2 separate regions of the Homo sapiens genome follow, and region 2 is linked to region 1. A link is an interaction called in ENCODE POLR2A ChIA-PET data of the cell type or tissue named here. Cell type or tissue: Panc1. All regions are shown on one strand. Each heading gives the region's core, and the rest is flanking DNA. Links, peaks and the distances in the headings are about the cores only. Region 1 overlaps SH3GLB1 (SH3 domain containing GRB2 like, endophilin B1). Region 2 overlaps HS2ST1 (heparan sulfate 2-O-sulfotransferase 1).

Region 1 (8,350 bases), core at 351-8,350:
AAATAAAGGGGACATTTTTCAACTCACAGCAATTGTTTTGTAATCTCCTTCTATAAAGTTTCTTAAAGGAGTAAGAAAATTTAAGGCTGACGTTTGAATCAGTTCTCTGTCTGCTGTTCCAATTCTTTTTTGGGTTTCTCCACATTTAATAAGGGCATTACCTGCAAAGGAAAAATGTTTTTAAAAATCATTGTCTGGTAATACCAGAAAATAAAATCATGTAAAGATAAATCAGCAATTTGGTCTGTTTAAAAGTTAGCTGTAACTTGCTTGCTAAAGTAAAACCAAATAGAATTAACTGTAATTAAGGTAGTTTTATTTTAAAAGTAAATTTAAGAGTATGTGTCTAAATGAAGGAGACAAAGATGAACTTCCTATTGTAGCATAGATAATTGTACCAATTCTACCAATGGGACTAAAGAGGGCAAATATACCCCAAAATATTTACGGTCACAGTCGGCCCTCTGTATCTATGGGTTCTGCATCCATGGATTCAACCAACCACGATCAAAAACATTCAGAAAAAAAAAAAAAAGGATGGCTGAGGAGCCAGGCACAGTGGTGGCATATGTCTGCAGTCCCAGCTACTCCAAAGCTGAGGGAGGAGGATCGTTTGAGCCCAGGAGTTTAAGGCCAGCCTGGGCAACACAGCAGGGCCTGTCACTATTAAAAAAAAAAAAAAAAAAAAAAGATGGTTGCCTCTGTACTGAACATGTACAGACTTTTCTCCCTTGTCATTATTTCCTAAAAAATACAGCATAACAACTATTTACACAGCATTTACATTCAGATGATTTAAAGTACGAGGGAGGATGTGCATAGGTTATATGCAAACACTATGCCATTTTATATGACACCTGAGTATCCATGGATTTTGGTATCCTCAGGGTGGCGGGCCTGGATCCAATCCCCCATGGATATCGAGGGGTGACTGTGGTTATACTTATAAAAGTATAATGCTTCCAAGAGATCAAGTCACAATTTGTCCTGTTTCTACATCCTTGCAGTTATCATCTGAAGTATCTATAAGTAATAGTTCATAGTGATATCTTAAGTTAAAAAATCCATGCTTTTGCAATACATATACTCTGATACTTAAATAGGGCAAGTACAGTACAAAGTAGAGTAGAAAGAAAGGAAGCCCCAAGATCAGGGTTCCACTCCTAGTTTTACTTCTAATAAGCTTTAGCTCTAAGGATCTTAATCCCTTCATGTTAGGATAAGCTTTGATCTGACTGATAAGGAAGGTAATACAGATAGTAGTTAAGAGCTCCGTCACTGGATACAGACAGATCTTCATTTGAATTACTATACTAGCTGTGACTGTGGATTAATTATTTAACTTCTCCAAACCTGTTTCCTTGTCTTTAAAATGAAGGTAATATAATTTATCTTAAAAGCAGGATATAAATGAGAATTAATATGTAAATATATATACTATATAATGCTTAGCCCATGCCTGTGATACTCAATTTTTAGTATTAATTACTAATAAGGTAATAGGTTCACAAAGCCCAATTCTAATAACCAGGGTACATTCACTAGAATTACTAGAGGTGCAAACAGATTAAGCAGATTTAAAAGGGAAGAAAATCTAGAAGCCTTTACTAATGTTCATGCTCTGCTAAAACCTTCTTCAGCCTGGTGAAGGAAGGGGCTGCTGGGTTCCTTTCACATACCTTTATGATCCCAGCATCTAACTGAGCTTGGCACAAGTAGGCAATAAAACATCTGTTTAATGTATAACATTTTTCTAAAAATTAACAGTAAAATTCAGAAATAATTTTATTTTGAAGTTCTAAGCATTTTCAAACTTAAAAATTAGATTTTGAAGAACACAATGTAGAAGTTTCAAAGTTGTGTACCTAAAAAAGCCTGTCAATGGATTAGTGGCATTCAACAATATTTAGGTTATTTCTTTCTGACATAAAGATAACTACTAAAGCTTAAAATTCATTTAATCCTAGAATTTATAAACCATTCTGTAAATCAGAACTATGTGTAGAAATTAATTTAATCTACCTACCATTTCATATCCAAAGACCAGTATCTTGCAGATGTATAAAGAGAATTATTATTAGACATAAACAACAGGAAAAGAAGCTACTGAAATCTGTAACAGTCTCATGTTATGAGAAAATTAGAGTGACAATAAAGATGTGTATGTAACTTTGAGCTTCAGGGCTATACATTTAAAGTCTGTACAGCAACTAATAAAGCGAGTGTAACTAAACCACGGCTATAGAAAATTTGAAATACATAAGAGAAAAACAGAAATGAAATGTAATCCAAATATCCAGAGATAACAATTGTTAATATTTTTTGGTTACTGACATTACTGCAAAATTATAACAAAAGCACTGATTTGTTCAAGAACTACGTGCCAAGTACCTTTAACATAAAATAAGCCCTAAGAAAGCTTTTTTAAAAATGAAGAGACATATGCAAACAATAATTGCAATATCACAAGTATTATAACATAGGTATTGTAAGATCACTGGGAGAACAAGTGAAGAATTCATTAAACTTTTTAGAACTAAAAAAGATGTGAATTCTCTGAATAACTAAATATATGCTTGAATATATTAAATATTACATTTAACTGTATATATTTGCCTATATTTCTCACTTCATCAAAAATTTTTAACATAAATTTGAAGTTAAAACCAATTCTACTACTATGTTTTTTTTTTTTTTTTTTTTTTGAGACAGAGTCTCGTTCTGTGGCCCAGGCTGGAGTGCAGTGGTGTGATCTTGGCTCACTGCAAGCTCCACGTCCAAGGTTCACGCCATTCTCCTGCCTCAGCCTCCCAAGTAGCTGGGACTACAGGTGTCTGCCACCACACCCAGCTAATTTTTTGTTATTTTTAGTAGAGACGGGGTTTCACCATGTTAGCCAGGATAGTCTCGATCTCCTGACCTCATGATCCGCCCACCTCAACCACCCAAAGTGCTGGGATTACAGGTGTGAGCCACTGCACCCGGCCTACTAATATGTTAATGACATCTCTAATAAATCTAAACATAAAGATATCCCTTATTAGAACTTTTTGCATTTCACTTACCATAAGCTGTTCCTGGGCCAAACTCAGTCCCTGCATCAATCATATATTGTCCCAAAAGTTCTGGGTTGTTTATACGACTTGGAGCTTTTCTATCCAGTTTCTCATAAACAAATTCTTCTATCCTGGCATCTAGGAGAAAGGTTAAAATTACCAATGATTTCTAAAAAGCAAAACTAATTAGAAGATTGTTTTTTTCCCCCATCAGCAGCCATTTATCATCTCCTAAAGTTAGCATTCATTCAAGCACATATCTTAATAAATAATTTTTTAAATTTTATGTTAGACTATTATATAACTAAAAAATTATATTTTAGAAATTTGATAAAATATCTTGGCACAAAAGCATTTTAAAATAAAATAAAATTATTATTTGAGTATTCTACAAGATTTTAAGTTCCAGAAAAGGACTGATTAATTCACTTAATATTTATTGAAGGTGTCTTTGCCCTGTTTGTAGCATTTTAACTCTAATTTTTACTCTGAATGTACATTCATAATTTCAAAATCAGGATTTCTGGCTAGGAAAATACAGATATAAAGTACCTGGAAGAACCAAAGACTTACATCTGACAGCTTTAGCATGAGCATTTGCTCTCTCTTTTTCTTGCCTAGAGTCTAAATATAGACACAGGCGCTTAAGGCATAGAACAATCCAGGCTTGGAATAGTCTACAGACAGATCAGCAATATGATGCCTTGGCTTTAGTTTATGTTTAAAGTATACAAGTATATCTCTGAGCATGCATTCACTCAAAAGATTTCATCATTAAAAATAAGTTTAAAATACGAAAGGTTAAAGCAATAATAGAACATTAGAATAAATGGAAAGGGGAAAAAAACAAAAGCTGAATAAACACTTGGTTAGCAAAATGCTTAAGACCAAAGATATTAACATTTACAATGCTGTCCAACCTAGAGGTATTTCAGGACAAGTGAAAAAATGGCTTAAGTTTCCAGAAACAACGATTAAGCATAAATTGAAGCTAAGTCAAATAGGTTCCCTCTAAGTACCTCACATAGATTCCTACGCATGCGGAAGTTTCACACAGTGCACTGAAAATTTAAAAAATGAGCTGAACCAGTAACAGAAACATTTCAGGAGTTGGTAAAAGGCTTAGTTATAATACATAAAATAGAGTATAGCAATGATACTTGCTTTTGTGGTAGATTCTAGTACAAAATCAGAAGTTTTAAAGCAGAAATTAAATACCTTTAAATAGTTAAAACCAAAAAGAGCTTTTTAAAACATAACCATTTAGAAGATACTAGTTAAATTTCAGAACTTCATTTTGGCCCGGTGTGGTGGTACATGCCTGTAATCCCAGCACTTTGGGAGGCCAAGGCAGGTAGACCACTTGATGTCAGGAGTTTGAGACCAGCCTGGCTGACATGGTGAAACCCCGTCTCTACTAAAAAAAAAAATACAAAAATTAGCTAGGTGTGGTAGCGCATGCCTGTAATCCCAACTACTCGGGAAGCTGAGGCAGGACAATCACTTGAACCCAGGAGGCAGATCTTGCAGTAAGCAGAGATTGTGCCACTGCACTCCAGCCCAGGTGAAAGAGTGAGACTCTGTCTCAAAAAAAAAAAAAAACAGCTTTGTGTTTTGACTCTGATTCTTAATTTTGACTGCTTTTCCACCTATCTGGCCAAAAGTTTAAAATGGAATCTTATGCTGACTTCGTTCAGTTAATAAAATATTTGGAATACTAATAAATGTTTAATTTCAATAGGTTATAATAAAATCTTAAATATGCAGGCAACTCTGCTACAATGTAATATGTATTTCTGCATAACGTATTTTTGAAAAACCCATTTCCAGAAGATCATACATTGAAAACAACATAGGAATTACAAGAAAAGGAGTGTTAGGTTTGGCTGCTCAAAACCTATGTAACTTAATAACCAGAGCACAGGCTGGGCATGGTGGCTCACACGTGTAATCCCAGCGCTTTGGGAGGCTGAGGCGGGCAGATTACCTGAGGTCGGGAGTTCGAGACCAGCCTGGCCAACATGGAGAAACCCTGTCTCTACTAAAAATACAAAAATTAGCCGGGTATGGTGGTGGACACCTGTAATCCCAGCTACTCTCAGCAGGCAGAGGCAGGAAAATCGCTTGAACCCAGGAGGTGGAGGTTGCAGTGAACCAAGATCACACCACTGCACTCCAGCCTGGGTGACACAGCAAGACTCTGTCTCAAACAAAACAAAACAAAACAAAACAAAAAAACCACAGCACAAACAAAAAACAAAAACAATTATTACGACTTCCTGGCACAAAACAGGGGCAGGAGGAAATTGTATTTTATTTCCCTGTTTACCAGTTGTGAATGAGCTTATTTCCCATTCAGAAAAATATGTTTAGAACAAGGGGAAAAATGTCTATTACTTTTAATAAAAGTGCCAGAGTGTAGAATTTAAATGGCCTTAAATGAATAAAAAATATTACATGGTGTCCAAAGACATTAGGACTCACTCAAAGTGCAAAAAGCTTATTTTATTTCCAACTTTTATTTTAGTTCAAGGAGTACACATGCAGATTTGCTACCTGGGTATACTGAATGATGCTGAAGTTTGGGGTACACATGAACCTGTTACCCAGGTACTGAGCACAGAACTCAACAGTTAAGTTTTTCAACCAAAAGGTGTATTTAAAAAGTCACTACTATTTAACTAAAATGATAGAGAACTGCTAATATTTATATAGTGCTTGAAGTTTAAGTTAGTATCTAAAAGTAAGCATATGTCATATCACAACTTGGTCCCAAACAAGTTGGGGAAAAAAGAAGGAAAGCATACATTGTACCTTTGTTCTTCAGTTTTGATATGCAAAGCTCACAGTGAAAAGACTGGATGTTCATACACCCGGTTCTAGTCCAATTTCCACTTCTAATTAGCTATGCTACATTTGACAAGATGCTAACTCATGAGTTTCATTCACTAAACAATTATGCACCTTAACTGCAAGATTATTGAGTTGACTTATCTGAAAATCTCATAGTTGTCTGAAGATGAAATGAAATAATTTATGTGAAAATGTAAAACTTAAACATAGGCGGGGCGCAGTGGCTTATGGCTGTCATCCCAGTACTTTGGGAGGCCGAGGCAGGTGGATCACGAGGTCAGGAGTTCGAGACTAGGCTGGACAACATGGTGAAACCCTATCTCTACTAAAGACACACACACAAAAAAAAATTAGCTGGGCGTGGTGGCACATGCCTGTAATCCCAGCTACTTGGGAGGCTGAGGCAGAAGAATTGCTTCAACCTGGGAGGTGGAGGTTGCAGTGAGCCAAGATCACACCATTGCACTCCAGCATGGGCGACAGGGCGAGACTCTGTCTCAAAAAACAAACAAACAAACAAACAAACAAACAAAAAAACACACCAAAAACTTAAACATAAAAAATGGTACCTACTTAAGCAACTATATAACTTTGTCTTAATTATCTAGGGACAATTCTTCCCTAGATGAAAAAGGAAAACATATTTATATACACAGCTGCTCATAAATTAAAATTCAAAGTCACTGCCTAAAATTGAGATTTTTTACAAGGATTCTATAAAAGACTGAAAAATATCATTTTAAAATTGGTTAGGTACATAGCTGTTTATCACTTCCTCTTCACAAAAGCACACACAAAAAAACCCACTGACCTTGAAGCTACAATAAAAAAATCCTATGTTTTCAGATGGCCATTAAAACTTTTTTTTTTAACATTTAAAAACCCACTAATAGTACTTAAGGTACACAAGAGGTAGAGTTTCTTACTTGGATTTGGCTGCAATAACACTTCAGTTTGTTTCATTATTTTTTCTGTCCATATTTTGGTACATTCAGCTTTGCTAAGGAGGTTCTCTAAGTGAGCATCCAATTCTGTCTTCTCAGCCTGGCCAAGCTTTTCTTCTGTGAACTGTTATTGATTGTAAAACAAAAATTAAATATACTGCAAATAAATTTTAGGGAACCATATCAATAAGTAAAAAGCAAATTCAAAGCTAAACAATCCTAAACATACAAATAACCATGCTCCAGCTTTGTAAGCCATTGCTTATGAATACTTTTTTTTGCTCCTATGGTAATTTATCCATACTTCTTTTGTGGATGACCCTACCTTACAGTCATCACATACCCTTAGTTCTGCTAAAATGTATGGTGTGAATTCTACAGAAAACCTAAGTATACTTCTTGGTATATAAAGCATGCAACTATTTCAACTACCTATCCTAGGTAGACTAGGATAACGGTAAAGAGTAAGAGCTTTGAGTCAGTTGAATCTGAATTCAAATCTTAACTTTGTTCCTTGCTGTGTGAGCTGAGCAATGTATTGAATATTTTTTCTTTAGTACCCTCTATTATAAAAGAGAGACAATACATATTTTATAGTGTTTGGGGGATTAAGTATGATTGTGTATGCAAATCACTTTGTTTGGTGCCTTGTAATTATTAAGTTTTGAAAGAGCTGTTAATGTTTATTGTGGTTTATGTCTTATTAGCACTTTAATCACACCTAGTTAGATAAATAGTTTCCCAGAACATACCATAAAACCTGTCATTTAAGCTGCTGAGGATATGTTCCAGCAATTTATTTATAGACTAACTTTTGGAACATATCCTATTCATACTATGAAGACATCTTTTAAAGGTCATAAAATGTGGTTAAACGTACTCAATGAATCAATTTTTATTATTGAATATACTGGTATTTGAGAAAAGGTAGCACTGCCTATATAATAATAAAGCAGTAAAAAGATTCTGTGTAGATCTACAGCCTTCTGGATACTTTTAATTAAACATTAGAGGTGATGACTCAAGCTGTTTATCATGCATCATTTTCCTCTAGAATATGTGGCTTCCTCCCATCTTAACACAGGTATATCACTAGCATTAATTCTGTGCTCAGTAATGACTCACTTCTGGCTGACAAAACAGTGTTCACCTTGCCTTTCTCTCCTTTCGTTTCTCAAAAATCTCGTTTGCTACTCTATTTTCTGAGTTTTATTGTTTCTTTCAGCATCCTTCTTCTTGGTTTAATACTTTCAGGTTATTATCAACACCTTAAGCTGAAGGATCCTCTAGAATTCTATTCTTAGACTTCTGGTTACAATCTCCACTGAGGCTCCTGTTTAGGGGCTAGAAATAACAGCTTAAATAGCTTTTGTAAAGCCTTGGGTCTTTTTGAGAATGGTCTATAGCCAGCCCCTGACCTAGTGGGTAGAACCAAAAATAGCAGTTACAAAGCTATTGCCTAAGCCCATAAACTTGCAGTGTAGCTGGAGGACTGGG
Region 2 (8,350 bases), core at 213-8,212, 220 kb before region 1:
TGTAGAGAGTCCTAGCCAAAAAGAAAAAAAGGCTGTCAAAAGAGATCAAAAATTCAAAACTCAACTTGGAAAAATTAAAAAGCTGAAGAAAAAATGGGCAGGAGGAATTATTCACAGCAACTTAATTGAAAGTACTGACATTGTAAGTATTGGGAAAGAAGGTTCTCATTAAAAAATTAAACAACAGTACTTTAATCAAGTCTAGAAAATTCCACCATTCCCATATAGAAAAGACTATGTATACTTTACTTCCAAAACTTCAAGCTGTGTACCTCAGCAAGAAAATAAGTTCACCCAATTTCTCATTAATTTAAAACAGAACTTCTGGGGGAAAAAGAGATGTCTCTAAATACAGTCCATCTCCAAACACAAAACATAAAACCATGTTCAACCAATGAATCTTTCCTTAAATAAGAAGAAATCAACATATAATCTTACTGTTTCCTTCCAGAGGATTTCAGAATATGAATGTTACAGTAATAGAACAGTGCTAGGTATTCATGCTAAACACATGCTCTAGTTAAATATCAGACAATGATTATTGTCTGAGTACACATGTAATAAAGGGCAATGACAAAAATATAATGCATTTTTAAAGTTTTATTATATAGTTAAGATCTGTAAGCGCAAGTGTGATTTTTACAAATTTTACCTCATCTAAATTACTGAAATAAGAGTAGGACAGGTGGAAGAGAAGGTACCAACGAATGCCAATGCAGAAGATAAAGGTACCTAAAGAAATCAATATAGCTACCAGAAAAAAAAGAAAAAAAAAGACTGATTAGCTCAGATTAGAAAGGGATTTTATATATATATAAGGTAGAAGGAAAGGCAATCTGAAAAGAATAAATATTTTAAGAAAACTGTTAAAGACTGCAGCTAGGAATAAAAAATTAAACCTTTTCTCCCAAATAAGATGCTGAAAAAATGTAGGAGAGGAAGGCATTCCCACAATGGGAAGGAAGCTGAGTAAAACCAAGGCCTCTTTCAAATAAATGATTCTACTGTTTTATAATTTACTCACTCTTAAGTCACAGTGAAACTTTGACATCATCTTAAAGTTATCACAAATAAGAAAGAATGCATACAACTTGCATGATAGAAAAGTTAATATTTGATGTTCTTCAAAAAGCTAACTATACATTGTCCTTCATATTTAAATATAAAATATTAATTTCCTTGTATTCCCACACTTAATTCCATATCCACCTAGGTAAATTTTGACATATTTAGGTTCTCAATAGGGGCTATACTTAATTAATACCTCTGGAAGGAAGGAGGGAGGAAGGTGCAGGCTCAGTATTTTGATCCTTTAAAATATAAACATACAATTTTGATAAGTCTATTTAAATTCGGGAATATCAGTTTGCAAATAGTGTTTAACCTGAATTTTCTTTATGAAATTAATTCACTCCATTCTTTTTGTTTTTTTTTGGAGACAGAGTCTTGCTCTGTTGCCCAGGCTGGAGTGCAGTAGCGTGATCTCAGCTTACTGCAACCTCCACCTCCCGGGTTCAAGCGATTGTCCTGCCTCAGCCTACCAAGTAGCTGGGACTACAGGCATGCAACACCATGCCCGGCTAATTTTTTTTTTTTTTTTTTTTTTAGTAGAGACGGGGTTTCACCATGTTGGCCAGGCTGGTCTCAAGCTCCTGACCTCACGTGATCCGCCCACCTCAGCCTCCCAAAGTGCTGGGATTACAGGCCTGAGCCACCATGCCCTAATTCACTCCATTCTGGAATGCCAGTTCCATGGAATAAACGTATGCTGTAGAATGAAATTCATCTGAATAGTTTACAATTGATCTTTTCTATTGCAATAGAAGAGAATATAAAAGAACGGTTAAATGCAAAATGAGTAAGAAACCTAAAACTCAGGTTTGAGCTTCTTACCTAAACTATGTGACCTTGAACAAATAAATCATTTAACCCAACTGAATTTACTCACCTGTAAACAGGAATAATATTGACACCTATCTTAGGAGGTTGTAAGGGTTAAATTACATGATTTATTTGAAATGATTATAACTCCTGAAACTTGGTAAAGCATTCATTGCATATCAATGATTAATTTTAATGTCAGATATTAGAGAAATCAACTAATAATGTACACAGTAGCTAATTTTTCTCTTAAAGGGAAACTCGAGGACTATTATACAAAAATTAGGCACAAAAAGTATAATTTGGAAATCTAGCCTAGCCAATGCAATGACATGTTATAGAAACAAAAATAACATTTTTAGCAAATGAGAAAATTACATCCCTAAAAATTCAATGATCAGTACCTTTGAAAAGAAGAGAAAAAATTTAAAAATAATTTAAAAATTTAAAAAACATTCAATGAAAGCAACTAAAAACTCAGAATTTAAAATCTATTAGCAAAGCAGCTTCTGAAAATTAACACCATTTTTACTCTTCAGAAGGCAGGGAAGGAGGCAAAGAGACAGAGAGAAATGTAGTAGAAAGCCATTGCAATAATAATAGCAAAACTATACATATGACAAAAAAAGTACAGGTAAAAACTGGTAAAATCTAAATAAGGTCTATAGTTTAATTAATAGTATCATACCACCATCGATTTCCTGTGTTTGATAATTGTATTACGGTTTCATAAGCTGTCATGATGGGGAAAACTGGGTGAAGGATACACATGAATTCTGTACTATCTGCGCAACTTTCATGTGAATTAAAGATTATTTCAAAATAAAAAGGCTTTAAAAATGCAGAAAATACACCTCACAAGAAACTTCTGTAAATGAGACAAAGAAAATTATGAGGCCATGTGTGGTGGCTCACGCCTGTAATTCCAGCACTTTAGGAGGCCGAGGTGCGCAGATCACTTGAGGCCAGGAGTTTGAGACTAGCCTGGTCAACACGGCAAAACCCCATCTCTACTAAACATATAAAAAATAAGCTGGGAGTGGTGGTGCACGCCTGGAATCTCAGCTACTCAAGAGGCTGAGACACGAGAATCACTTACACCCTGGAGACAGTGGTTGCAGTGAGCCGAGATTGTGCCACTGCACACTAGCCTGGGCAACAGAGCAAGCCTCTATCTCAAAAAAAAAAAAAAAAAAAAAAAAAGGAGAAAAAGAAAATTACAAAACCTCCAAAACATAAAAGAAGATCTGAGTCAACAAAGAGAAATAAATTTCCAGAGAAGTCCAAACATCATAACACTATCATTCTAATTATATTACTAATTTTAAGCAGTTCTATTTATAATTCTACTTCTTTTTTTTAATGACTTAACAATTCTGAGGTTCATATGCAACAATAAATAGGAAAGTAAAGCAAGATTAGCCCTACCAGATACTAAAGAATTTAATGCTATAAAAATTTAAAATAGTATAATCCTAACACAAGAACTATTAGACAAAGTAGCATAATCAGAAGGTCTAGACACATATCCTATTCCCTGCATCCCTACACAGCTAAATTCCAGATAGACTAAAGAACGAAACAGTCAAAAAGGTACAGAAAAGGAAATATCATTAAGGATTTCTGGTCTGATGTGGACAGAGCTTGGAAGTCATCACTCCCATCCTCACAACCAGAAAGCCGAACAAACTGAAAATCAGTAACTCTTTTTTTTTTTTTTTTTTTTTTTTTGGGATGGAGTCTGGCTTTGTCGCCCAGGCAGGAATGCAGTGGCAGGATCTCGGCTCACTGCAAGCTCCGCCTCCCAGGTTCACGCCATTCTCCTGGCTCTGTCTCCCAAGTAGCTGGGAATACAGGTGCCCGCCACCACGCCCAGCTAATTTTTTTGTATTTTTAGTAGAGACAGTGTTTCACCATGTTAGCCAGGATATTCTGGATCTCCTGACCTGGTGATCCGCCCACCTCGGCCTCCCAAAGTGCTGGGATTACTGGCGTGAGCCACCGTGCCCGGCCGAAAATCAGTTAACTCTTCTTAGACCCAATAGAGAATTGAGGTTCAGGGCAAACTGCTGCTCCCAAAACTGGAGAGAGATGTGACTACAGAAAACCACAGCTACGGGTATCACAAACCCCAGCAAGAGAAACAAACAGCTGGAGCCAGTATCCATAGGAACACTGTAATGTAAATTGCTGGAGGTTCAACGTGGACTAGCTTGAGAATTAAAAGCTCAGGGGATGGGCAGTCTGGCTGGGGGAGAGACAGAGGAAACTTTCCTGAGTTTTACCTCCAGGTGCCCCATCAGAGATTCACAAGTGAAGATCAAAGAAAAATTCCCTCTAGCTTCCAATAGGAGAGAAAAAATAACCATTCTGAAATTGCCCAGCGATCTCTGTTCTCAATAACAAAGACCTGTCCTCAAAAGAAACTACAGTAGCCTCCCCTCATCCGAGGTTTCACATTCCAGTTTGTTATCCACCAACTAACCAACTTGTGGGAAGAGAAATACAAAACTCCAGCCGCCTCCCAGCCTTCCTACTTTCTCACTTAAGTATTGGGAGGTAAAGGTTGCAGGAGCTAAAAAGCACTCATGAAGGTCACAGTCCAAAGACACAGGCTCACTAAGAGCTAATCATAAGATTATAGAACACTTTTACACACACACACACCACATCAATAGGGCTCCTGTGTAATAACAGGGACTTACAGCTTAAATAACTACAAGCCTCGGAACCTACTTATGAAGGAGTTATTAGGGAAACCCAAAGACAACAAAGGAGACAAAAGCAGTTACACGAGAGGAAATTTTAATCTCTGACACCAAAGCTACATCAAACAGTAAACACAGCCTAACTCCTAGCCAGATAGGCCTCTAGGCCACACTAAAGGCCTGTTTATCTCAGTTCTTTTTACCCCTTATGTCACATCCAGCTTATCAAAAAAAAAAAAAAAAATTACAAGGCATGCTAAAGGCAAAAAACAGAGTCTGAAAAGACAACGCGGGCATCAAAACCAGACTCATATATGGCAGAGATTTTGGAATCATCACTGTGAGAATTTAGTAACTATAATTAATGTGCTAAGGGCTTTAATGGAAAAAACTACACGACATTCAAAAACTGATGCCCACTGTAGGCAGAGACATGGAAACTCTAAGACAAACTGAAATGGAAATAACAAAAATCAGTAACAGAAATGAAGAATGCTTTGACGGATTCAACAGCAGACTAGACACAGCAGAGAAAACAATCAGTGAACTTGAAGATACGTTGATAGAAACTTCCCAAACTGAAAGGCAAAAAGAATTTTTTTAAAAAGTAACAGAATATTTAAGAACTGTTGGACAATTACAAAAGGTGTAACTATGGATAATGAGAATATCAGGAGAAAAGAAACAGAAGAAATATGTGAATAATGGTGGTTAATTCTCCAAAACTGACAGACACCAAACTACAGATCCATGAAGCTCAAAGAACTCAAGAGGGATAAACACCAAAAAATCTACACCTGAGTAGATTAAAATAAGTTTTATCTAAAGAATCCATATGAAAAAACTTTGCAAAGAACAATGGTTTTATTAGTATGTGAAAAAAGCGTTACTTTTCATGTTCTCTAAATATTCTATAATTACTTTTACAATTTAAAAATTTTAATTATAATTTTAATCTATGGCTACAAAAATGATCTTGCAGTTTTAAAAGGTTCTGAAACCAATTTCATAAAGAATTTCAAAATATTTTAGCAATTATATTTTCTAATGTATAACTTCCTCAAGGTAACTACTTTGAAGAATATTTTTTTGCCCCATTATTTTACGAGCACATTATAATTATGTTACCTTCTTCAGAATTGTGCTCAGAAGCTTCTGAGAAAGACAGGTTTACCACAATAACCTAACCTGGATTGCTGTACTTCTCCTGCCTTCTTCTGTCTCCTCCCCTTGAAAAGAGATCCCACTTCTTATTTCTGACACTGCATGTGCTTTTAGTGACTATCCTGCTTGCTTCCTATTACTAATGCTGTTCTAATACAGACAGAGAAAAAGACAGGTACCACTATTTATTAAATCAGTAATTTTAATTTTACAAATAACAAATCAATGTATTTGATCATGACCCTAGCCTAAAATCAAAGTTATATGATTTATGTATCACTTTATTTATTCAGAAATATTTTTATCCCCCAGCAAGACTTAGGCTGCTGTTGCTTTGCCTATAAAATAAGAGGGTATATTACATGAATTATATGAAATGGTACATGGTATATCATGAACAACCAGGAGAATTATAACATTAAATTTATTCCGTCTGTCTGCATGTTTGTACCCTTTAACCCACTTCTCTTCATTCTCCCCAACACTCACCTTTCCCAGTCTCTTATCTTTTTACTCTCTACTCTCATGTGATCAAATTTTTTTAGCTCTCACATATGTGAGAACATGTGATATCGCCCCAAATTTGTCTTTAATACGTGCTTTGGTAATTTCACTTTAGCCCTTAATGTTAGTCTAACAATATTTATTTTAAATCATATTTGAAAACCATAACTTATAATACTCAACTTAATCCATATTTCTCTTAGCTATCTAGCTGTGCACAGTGGCTCATGCTTGTAATCCCAACACTTTGGGAGGCTAAGATGGGAGGATCATTAAAGGGCAGGAGTTCAAGACCAGCTTAGGCAAGAAAGCAAGACCTTGTCTCTACAAAAAGAAGAAAGAAAAGTTATAAACTACTTTATCAGATTTTCTTAAATTAAAAACCACCAAGAAATATCACTTCAATGCACCGTGTTATTTTTAATCCTCTCAGAAACAAAATATACTTGATAGAAGAAATAAAAAGATTACTGGTATTAAGCATTTTTTTCTAAATAAGCAATAACATGATGTTAAATTATGTCAAAATGTGCTCAACAATCATTATATAAGGTTCCACACTGATGGATTCTGCATTGAAAACTACTTGAACTTACAATCAAAGCCTTTAGTATCATAGTAAGAAAAGCTTTATCATAAATCATGTACGGCACAAAATCCTAACTCAATTCTTATCACTAGATGCCTCATCTTCCCAAACTATCCTTGTTATTATTTAATAAAACTTTCACTTTTATTCTGTGACCAAAATGCAAGTATGAAATCTGCTTTCCTGGCTCCTTAAATAAAAGGCTGCAAAAATGCTATCACTCCAAATTACCTCAGAATCTGAAGTAAGGGTTACATATAGAGATCTTTTTGGTACTTTAATACCTCACTACCCACAAAAACAAAACAAAAAAAATGGGCTACAAAATTAAAATAAGTTATTTAATATCCATACAAATACTTTACTTTGACTTATTTTCCTACCTCATTTGCCTTTTTACCCATTCCGCATTACACAAACACATCTGTGTATCTCTTCAACTCTTTTTCAGGACAAGGTAGAATTAAACTGAATAATAAATGTGAAATAATGTATAATACAATTCAATTTAAAAATTACATTGCCAACTTTTGACTACATTCAACGTCATGTACATAGTCAAAACTCTCAAAACCTACTATATTTCACGTCACATACTACAACATCATTTTTGTGAGATTGTAACTAAAATAACCTACCATTCTTATTTAAGTAACTTTTAAAACTACTTCTCATTTCAAAGAACATTCTTTTTAAAGGTAGAAATGTTACTTTCCCCCACTAACTAGTCATTTTCAAAAAGTACTCACACAACATACTATAAATGCCCAAAATTTAATCACTTATTTTAAAGACTCCTTTCTTCACCTCTCTGCCTCATCTCTTAATTTCTCCTGTAAGTGCCAACATTACTACAAGCACCTAGATGAAGAGCACATAAAACAAATACTCAACTTTTCGTGCTTTGAAGATTTGTTCATTTATGTGAGGACAATGCAAAATCTTGCATACTTGGATATGTGGGAAATTCAAAGTTTTCAAATTAAACTGGTAACTCAGGGTGGGAGGAATAGGGGAGGATGGTGTCATATGACATTGGTTAAATTTTTTTAAAAAGCCCACTTTTCCAATGCAATTATAAATTTAGGATAAAATCTACTTAGAAAATGGTAAGGTCCTTTAATAATCTTATTCTACAAGATAACTCCCAAAAGCCCAGACTAACGTATGCTTAAGTTTTTGGAAACAAAATAAAATTTAAGACAGTTTCCACCTATGGGGTATTACGCTTCATGTGGGGATAGAGGAAGGTTAGGTGAAATGTAAAAGGTTCATGTTGTTTCTCCATTCTGTCTTTCTCAATTCTAGATTGGTAAAGTCATTAAGAAATGAATTTTTTAAAGTTTTAAAGGTATAGCTAAAATGCAAGCTGAGCTTCCAACAAATCCAGCATTTCTTTCAAAATGTTTTCACTGCTAATTAGGAAAAATTTTAAAGATATCCATAAACATAAAACATTATAATACGCAAATGAAATCACTGCTCTACTCTTCAAATTGTACAC

Evidence for each region. Peaks named below come from ENCODE experiments on the same cell type or tissue, not always from the same donor. Only the 100,000 strongest peaks of a DNase experiment are listed, where the experiment ranks them.
Region 2: POLR2A ChIA-PET joins it to region 1 with 20 read pairs; 5 of 35 experiments call an interaction of 5 or more read pairs at or near these places.

The regions. Positions count from the first base shown.
Region 1 is chr1:86,714,351-86,722,700 of GRCh38, reverse strand. It overlaps SH3GLB1 (SH3 domain containing GRB2 like, endophilin B1), which reads right to left. Exons shown (of 9, transcript NM_016009.5): 2 at 6,836-6,977; 3 at 3,066-3,194; 4 at 28-161. Among named protein-coding and RNA genes, the nearest start is that of SH3GLB1, 14 kb to the right of the region's middle. In Panc1, for the core only: no CTCF peak of the experiment used is centred there; no DNase peak of the experiment used is centred there.
Region 2 is chr1:86,930,190-86,938,539 of GRCh38, reverse strand. All of the region lies in intron 1 of HS2ST1 (heparan sulfate 2-O-sulfotransferase 1), which reads right to left. Among named protein-coding and RNA genes, the nearest start is that of HS2ST1, 20 kb to the right of the region's middle. In Panc1, for the core only: no CTCF peak of the experiment used is centred there; no DNase peak of the experiment used is centred there; H3K4me3 peaks cover 1,167 bases; H3K27ac peaks cover 1,920 bases.